Regions from separate parts of the Mus musculus genome. Here region 1 is linked to region 2. Evidence: chromatin loops called from intact Hi-C (ENCODE). Cell type or tissue: left cerebral cortex. All regions are shown on one strand.

Region 1 (4,000 bases), 55 kb after region 2:
AACTTTATCAGGAGAGTTTTGTGCATTTTTTTTTAAAGAGCAAAGGGTACTTTAGGATACATACAGGGCTGTAGGGACCCAGACTGTCTGTCTGACCATAATAAAGCAGGGTACAGTCTAGACTTCCAGACAAGGCCCAAAGACACGGAGCCTGAGATCACAGCCCTCAGCTGGAACCACAGGAGCCCAGGTTCCAAGAAGCCCCGTGTTCCAGTGCCACCTCTGCCACCCCCAGGCTGTGTGACCGTCACCAGTCGTTGAGCCACTCTAGGCTTTCTGTTCCTGGTCTGTTTAAGTATGGGCTGTGATGAGGCTCTAGAAGATGCTGGGTGTTTTGGCAAATGTCTTCCCTCCCCACCCTGCCCCCAGGAGTCCTACCAGACCATCTGGTCTACGGGCTTCAAACAGATGGCTCTTGGTGCAGCTTCACCCAGCCCACGCCGCTGAGGCGGCAAGCATAGCAACTCATCCTGGTCACGCACTTAACTGCTTGTAGCCTTCTCCCAATGACAAGGCCTGGGACTCCAGGCTGGTCCAAAGACCCGATAAGAAAAGTGAGCAGGTCCCCAAGTCAGAGGCAGTCTCCACAGAAGACAGCAGGGTGTGTGGGAAGAGACCCTTCCTTCCACCTGTGTAGCCATGCCCTACCAAGTCTCACCCAGAGCATCTGAGCTTTTGACTCCCTTGGTTACAAAGACAGAAAGACTGACATTTAAGGAGATGACATAGCTTCCCCCAGTACTCTCAGGAGACCTACCCAGGCCCAGATGCTAGGCTTCTGAAGTTTGGGAGAATTATCACACACACAAACACACACACACACACACACACACACACACACACACACACACTTTCCTATACCCTGCTATGCCAAGGACAAGACTTCTGCATTTTGAAATCTGCAAAGATGACCTCTGCTCCTCACTTCTTTACAATGGAGGAAGCTGTATGCAAAGAAGGCAGAGCTATGCCCTCTCCCAGCACACACACATACACCCTGCAGGTCTATCTTGCCTATCTTCCACGGTGTGCATGGATTCTCCCTGGGTACCAGCTTAGATGGGAACTATGCCCTAAACAAAGAAGCAGTCCTAACAGGCTACTTCTGGGAACACCTTCACCTCCATTACTATTGGGATCCGGTGCATCCCAAACCCCTCTCTATGCCTCTCAAGGGGGACTCCTGACCATCTCTCTGCAATAGCTAGGAATGTTCCAGATAGTCGTGGGTAAGACAGGATCTGCTGGAGGCACTTGTATACATGTATTAGCAACCATGCACCCAATTCCTCCAACCAGAAACACGAGGGAGGCCACAAACTAAGGACACCATGTCAAACGGGTTTCAGTCCGCTACCTGCTAATCAAATCCTCAGAGTGGTCTAAAAAAAACCTCATTGCATCAGACAGAGTCATTGTGTCTCTCAGCCTTTCATCCATCAGGCCCCAGAACCAGAGGCAGAAGGATTTCTGGGCCCTGATCTATATGGCCTCAATCTATGTCTCATAGTTTTAGATGCCTATAGTGCCTCCTCTCTAAGGAGCCCGAGGGCCAGTGTCTCATGTACTTCTGGGCACTGGTTCAGTTCTGCTGGCTAAGTGCCACCAGACAGATCACTGACGCTCTCTGTGCTTTGTTTTTCTTGCCTGTAGAAGTCAGTAACAATGGTTATCTATCCTTAGAGCACACTGAAGTTTAAAACCAAGCACCCAGAGCACTGCCTGGTCCTCAGGAAACATCTAATACATATGAGTTAAAATCCTGAGACACCAGAAGTCAGAGGCTCTCCTCCAGCATTCTCACCACACCCTACCCACACTCCCCCTCACAGATTCCCGACACCAGATGTCACTGGCTTAGAAATGTTCCAGGCCCTCTTCCTCAGCTCCTACCCCAAGGTGGCCCAGCCGCTAGACCACAGTAGTGGGCAGTGAACCCTCAGAGACACTGGGCTGAAGCCAAGCTCTCAGCTTACATTCTAGCTCAGCCTTTTTCCAGGCATAAACTGGTACCTCTCTCAACCCTAAAGTCCCTTCAACTTTTGAAAGAACACCATTTGTCTCTCAGGTCCAGCAGAAGCAGCAGAGACACCCAGAGCTCAGAAGCCTACCGTTCATAAAGGAATAGAAGGGTCCCACTATATAGGCTCCACCTGTTGGGCACTCCCCTGTGTCTATCACTTCCTGAGTGGCTTCCCTGCCTCCTAGACTTTTTCACCTGTGCTGTCCACCCAGGATTGAGGAGACAGACAACAGTGTAGCCAGGCAGAGGAGGCGCCAACTGGAATAAGTGAGGCTCACATTGTTTCTGCAGAACTTTCCTGGGGCAAAGCTTTCCAGGAGCTAAAACTAACACTGCTGCTAGAAATGGTGAGAGAGATGAAGGGGTTCTGGGAATTATCTAGTCCATGGTGAGGAAGAGATCCCGAGAGGAACAAAGGCTCAAAATACAGAGCTCTAGGGGGCGGGAGAGATGGTTCAGCAGTTAAGAGCACTGACTGCTCTTCTGAAGGTCCTGAGTTCAAATCCCAGCACCCACATGGTGGCTCATGAGATCTCCTCTTCTGGAGTGTCTGAAGACAGCTACAGTGTACTTACATAAAATAAATAAATCTTTAAAAAAAATACAGAGTTCTAGGCAAAAGCCCCAGTTTAAGCGTGGCTGAAGAAAGAAGAGATTGGCAGGTGCAGCTCGACTTTGGGGGTGCCTGAGGAGCCAGGGAAGCCTAGGTGATACAGCACAATGTAGGGAGCACCCTCCCTCAGCCTCTGCAGACCCCACTGTCAAAGCAGGTCCTTTGCACACTCTGGTTGGACAAGCTGTCACTACAACCAATTCCCTATCTGTGGCTGAGAGGAGCCGCCCACTCCCCGTTTCCATGGGGATCCCCTTGAAATAACCCCGCAGCAGTGGCTGCTATTCTTCCCTGCCTGGGAAGAAGGCGAGGAGGTGCCAGGAGAAAGAGAAGGGAAGGAGGCAGAGCTCACCCGGGACACTGCGGAGACTGAGCCCCCGCCCCGACCCAATCATAGGTACTTGAGTCCCCACACAACTCAGCTCCCAAAGGCTTCCTAAGGGGGTGGCATAAGGCCGCAGAGAGGCCTAACCTTTATTTCTCCCCACCTTATAGATGAGGGGGACTGTTTCCTTAACAATTTAATGGAAAACAGGACATTGATCACCACACCAGGGATCCCCACCTTTCTCTGGGGAGAGGCCTCATGAGGGCCAGCAAGGCCTATTTGCAGAGCCTCCTTCCAAGAAGCAGTGCAACCTTGACCAATCTCTCAGAGACTTAGGTATCTAACATCAGGCCCAATAATTGAAGTGCTACATGCCTGCAGCTCAGAGTCACAGGCTCCTCACTGGTAGAAAGAGCAGAGATGCAACTTCCCAACTGTCCTGTAGTGCCGTGCAGAGAGCCCCTGACACTCAGACACACCCTGGAAGAGGGCCTGGCTTCTCCTTCTTCCATACCTTCACTCATTCCTTTCTTTCTTTTTCTTTTTTCCCCCATTTTAAATATATATATATATATTTTTTTTTTAATTTTTATATACATTTGGTGTTTGGCCTACATGTATGTCTGTGTGAGGATACCTGATCCTCTGGAACTAGAATTACAGACAGTTGTGAGCTACCATGTGTGTGCTGAGAATTGAGCCAGGGTTCTCTGGCAGAGCAGTCAATGCTCCTAACCACTGAGCTCTCTAGCCCCTCCCTTCTTTTTTTAAATAAACAATTCCTCAACTCTATAATCCATGGTAACTTGGAACTCATGCCAATCCTCCTGCCTCAGCCTCCCAAGTACTGGGACTGCAGACATGAGCCACCCTGCCTACCTGTCTGAAGGCTTTCCCAGGCCTGCCGGGTTACTGAGGAAGAAAACCATGGTTACCACAGAAACATTTGTTTTTCTGTATTACTTCTTTTTTTCAGAAACATTTTTTTACAACATTTTTTTTTTTACAGAAAGTATTTACTGAGATTTTTGTGCAA
Region 2 (4,000 bases):
AATGTCTTGGGATCATCCCACTCCTGTAAGCCTACTCAAAGGCTCCTCCTTTTAAAATTATTTACTTTTATTTTATGTGCACTGGTGTTTTGCCTCTATGTGTATCTGTGTAAAGGTGTCAAACCCGCTGGAGCTGGAGTTACAGACAGCAGTGAGCTGCAGGTGGGTGCTGGGAATTGAACCTGGGTCCTCTGGAAGAGCAGCCAGTGCTCTTAACCATGGTGCTTTCTCTCCCGCCCCTCAAGAGTCCTTTTGATGGCAGGAAACAGCTCTCGCCTGCCAAGTACTGCAAGATGGCTAAGCACAGTCTCACTACAAACAATTTCTGGGACACAAAGTCAACCCCCAAAGACACGGGCAGTTGTAGTCATTATTATTGTTATTTTGGAATCTTTAGGATACCTTAGGACAGCTTACAGAAATCTTACAGAAAGTCCCAACTCTTGATCCCCCTCCCCAAATAGTTATGCTGCCATTCCACTGAGGCCTCACAGGCTTTGAGAAGCCCAGAGGCTTCACACTCACCCCTCCCTAAAATAATGACCACAGTGTTGTGATGAGCCCAGGGCCCTGGGAAAGCAGAGACCCAGTCACCTCACAGCTTGGAGGTTGTTTCCTGCCTCAATTCAGAGGAACACAAGAGGGTCTGTCTCTGCTCAGAATATACAGGCTAGAACCTGGAGAAGTGGCGAGCCACAGGCCCTGCCCACTGCTAACAGAGGGGTCGTCAGGTCAGCAAGGAGATGTGCTGGGAGCACGGGACTTGTAGGAGCTCCATCCTGAAGCTTTGCCTCCTGGACACAACACCTCAGGTTTGGGCAGAGCAGGGCAGGGCAGCAAGCAGCGGTGAGCTTTGGGACTGCCACCACTGAGCTCAGACTCTTCTGTCACTCTCCAGCTTCCCAGTGTCCCTGTCTGCAGAACCGGTAGTCGGCGCCTTCTTTGCTGGAGCAGGACAGAATAGGTGATAGGCACGTGTGTGTTGACACACAGACACAGCCCTGTGGGTAGGGCTGGGGTGTCTTGTGGCATGGCGGAACCTGTTTCTGCCAATCCAAATTCTAGACCACCTTTAGGGTTCAGCACAGATGCAGCTGTCTCCCAAAAGCCCTGCCCTGCCCCCTCGCCAAACACCTACAAGCTGCGCTGCACATCTGATATTTTAATAGCAAACCAGCTTTGTCTTTGTGCTCCACCAAGAGGTCTGGCGGGAGGATGAATAAAGTTTCCCCAGAAGTGCTCAGGGGTCCACCCTGAACACTGGCTCCAAAAAAACCACCCCGAAGATCTAGAAACATCTTCCACGCTACCACTGAATACAATTCACACACAGAGGTTTATGACGGGGGTCATGCTTACCTACTTACCGGTAAGGCTGTGGATGCTGGGGGTTACATCTGCACCCCAACTTCAGGCCTGACTACAGACCTTTATTCCTTCCTCCCCTCCATCCCCAGAAGCTGGGGCTCTAGATGCAGATGACAGCCCCAGGCAGAGGCCCCTCAGCTACCCCAAAGGCTCTCTGCAGTTTCATCTACACTGCAACCACAGAAAGCCCCTGTGGCTAGGCAGCCCTGTGGGTTGTCAGTACAAGGAAGGAGGAGGGGGCATCCTGGGAGATCTCACACCATGCAGAGGGCCCTGAGGATGCCAGAATTCTATACACACCTGGTAGGTCTCTATGGGCCTCGCCTCCATGTTCAGGTCCCAGACCTTGACCGTGAGGTAATCCCTCGTGAGCATGTAGCGCCCACTGTGGCTGAACTTCACGTCGGACACCGAGGAGATGATCTCTGAAAAGAAGGAGCGGTTGCTGGGGTCCTCGGGCTCTTCAAAGACTGTGGAGAAAGAATCTGCAGCTGTCATTGGCTGTCCTGACCAGTCAGAACCAGAGCTGGCTGTATTCATCTGTACCGTTATTCATTCATTCATTCATTCATTCATTCATTCATTCATTCATTCATTCATTCATCAAACCTTTCCCTAAACACCTACCAAAACCCTGGGCTCTAAGGACCCTCTAAAGAGGAAAAGCCAGCTCATGGAAGGGCTCCCTTGTGGGAACTGTGTTAATTGATTATTTACTGAAGTGCTGTGAATGACTTCACTTAATCCCCTAATAAAACCTTCGGGGTGGTAGCCTAATTACCCCCATTGAATACACAAGAAAACTCAAGACTGAGAGTGAATCCACAAGCAGATCTCAGAGCTACGCTTGCTGCACACTCTCTGCTGCCCCCTACTGGCAGTTCAGAACACAAGCCTGAAAGCATCTTCTAGGCCAGACCCTGATGTGGTTCTGGTACTAACGGGTCCTGCGTCTTCGGGCCAGGAGCTGCTTTTGTGAATGTGCATTGGACACCTGTGGCTAATCACACCCCAGTGGCTAGAACTGCTTTGGGCTGGCATTAACTCCCTGAGCTCTGTGGGAAGTTGGGGGGAGGGGAAGTGGGGGGTGCTAGCAGTCAGTTACCACCTAAGCATCTCAGTAGAGCCAACCACAAGAAACCATTGAGTGACAGCCCCGCCCATTGCCTCATTGGAAGAAGAGGGTTGGCCACAGCTCCCAAGAGGCTCTGGACAGATCTTTCCTCTCTGGGCATATAAAGCCCCCAATAGTGGCCCAGGCCAGCAGAGATAAAAGGGCTAATAAACTGGATTCAATAATGCTCACTGAGTGTTCATTCCATGCTCAGCCTCACACAACCAATCCCCAAGAGACAAAGTGAAATGTGTCCTGAGTTGTGGCCCATGAAGAACTGACATGCTCTGGCCCCCATTTCTGAGTCTCAGAGCCCTCCATCTTCTCTGCCACACTATCCCTTATACTGAAGCCCACAAAGAGCTTATCTGGGGAAGCTCTGAGCCTCACTCCCAAGCTTACTGTCAGAGAGGCCTCTTCCCGCCACACTGGTATGAAGAACCTTGGGACAGGATGGGGATTTGTGCTGGCTGTCTAGGGGCTGTGGTAGCCAAGGTGTGGTAGCTTTAGCAGCTGGGAAGGACAGGGCAACAGCTGCTCCTAAAGCCTCCATCATAGTTAGCCCTGGCCACACCCTGAGTAGATCTCCAGCCCCCACAACTGCTCAAAGCACACATGTTGTTTTAAGTCCAAGAGAAGAGTGCTCTCTTGAGGCTCCAGGGCAACATGGTGAGGAGGCTGAGGAAGAGCAAAATGCCAAGAAAGGAGCGCTCATGGCTCCATCTTGGGAGACTCTGAGGAGTGAATGGTTTGCTAGCCTTGAACAGCTCAGCAGCTGTTAGCACGTCTTGCAGACTCTGCTATCAAAAGCAGAAATCACTGTCTATTTTGAGGAGTCGTGAATGGCTGTTTCTATGGTTACCCTGCCACAATGCCTAGCAGACAACAACCTGCATTTCTAGTGTTTGTGGGAGAGCTGAAGCCACGGCTGGGAATACAGGAGAGCCAGTACACCCGAGCCCTGTCTGGTTCAGACAGGTCTAAGGAACTACTGTACTCCTTTGACCCTCAGCCTCCTCCCCTGCTCAGTGCAGGCATGAGCGCACACAGGACTCCACTGTGCTTCTTATTCGGTGAGAAGGAAGTTGCAGTGTCATCTTATTAGGAAAGGATGCTGTGGGCGGGGCCCTGGGGGAGTCTCTGACAGCCACACCCTGGCTTTTTCAAACAGAGGAGTGGGAGGCAAAGGACTAGTGAAAGCTGCAGGCTTTTTACACAAGTGCAGCTGGAATAACGATCATGGCTGATGAGGAACATCACAGGCTCTGGCCCTGGGAACCTCATGACAGCCAAGAATGCATACTGTGGTTGAGCCACACATGGCCAATGACAGAGGCAGTGGCCTGTGTAGCAGCACATCAAAGCATAAGATGTCATAGCAGAGGGCATGGTTGGTGTCAGAGTGCTTAGCAAGCATGCTCCTGGCTAGGGTTCCATCTGGTCTGGGGTCGGGAGGCAAGCAGGTAGGGACTGGTTCTACACAGGCTATTTAGAGGCGGAGAAAAAAATTCCAGAAAA

What was found. Peaks named below come from ENCODE experiments on the same cell type or tissue, not always from the same donor. Only the 100,000 strongest peaks of a DNase experiment are listed, where the experiment ranks them.
Region 1: it touches region 2 in a loop (9-fold over the local background); 1 of 42 quality-filtered maps calls a loop at or near these places.

Annotation. Positions count from the first base shown.
Region 1 is chr5:36,889,864-36,893,863 of GRCm38, reverse strand. The region is part of intron 1 of Ppp2r2c (protein phosphatase 2, regulatory subunit B, gamma); the gene reads right to left. Among named protein-coding and RNA genes, the nearest start is that of Ppp2r2cos, 15 kb to the right of the region's middle. In left cerebral cortex, no CTCF peak of the experiment used is centred here; DNase peaks (open chromatin) are centred at 393, 1,293, 1,806 and 2,887; H3K4me3 peaks cover 241 bases; H3K27ac peaks cover 3,782 bases.
Region 2 is chr5:36,944,906-36,948,905 of GRCm38, reverse strand. Ppp2r2c (protein phosphatase 2, regulatory subunit B, gamma) reads right to left here. Exons shown (of 9, transcript NM_172994.3): 7 at 1,669-1,838. Among named protein-coding and RNA genes, the nearest start is that of Gm52813, 6.6 kb to the right of the region's middle. In left cerebral cortex, a CTCF peak has its summit at 2,237 (motif pointing left); DNase peaks (open chromatin) are centred at 2,246, 2,470 and 3,301; H3K27ac peaks cover 1,768 bases.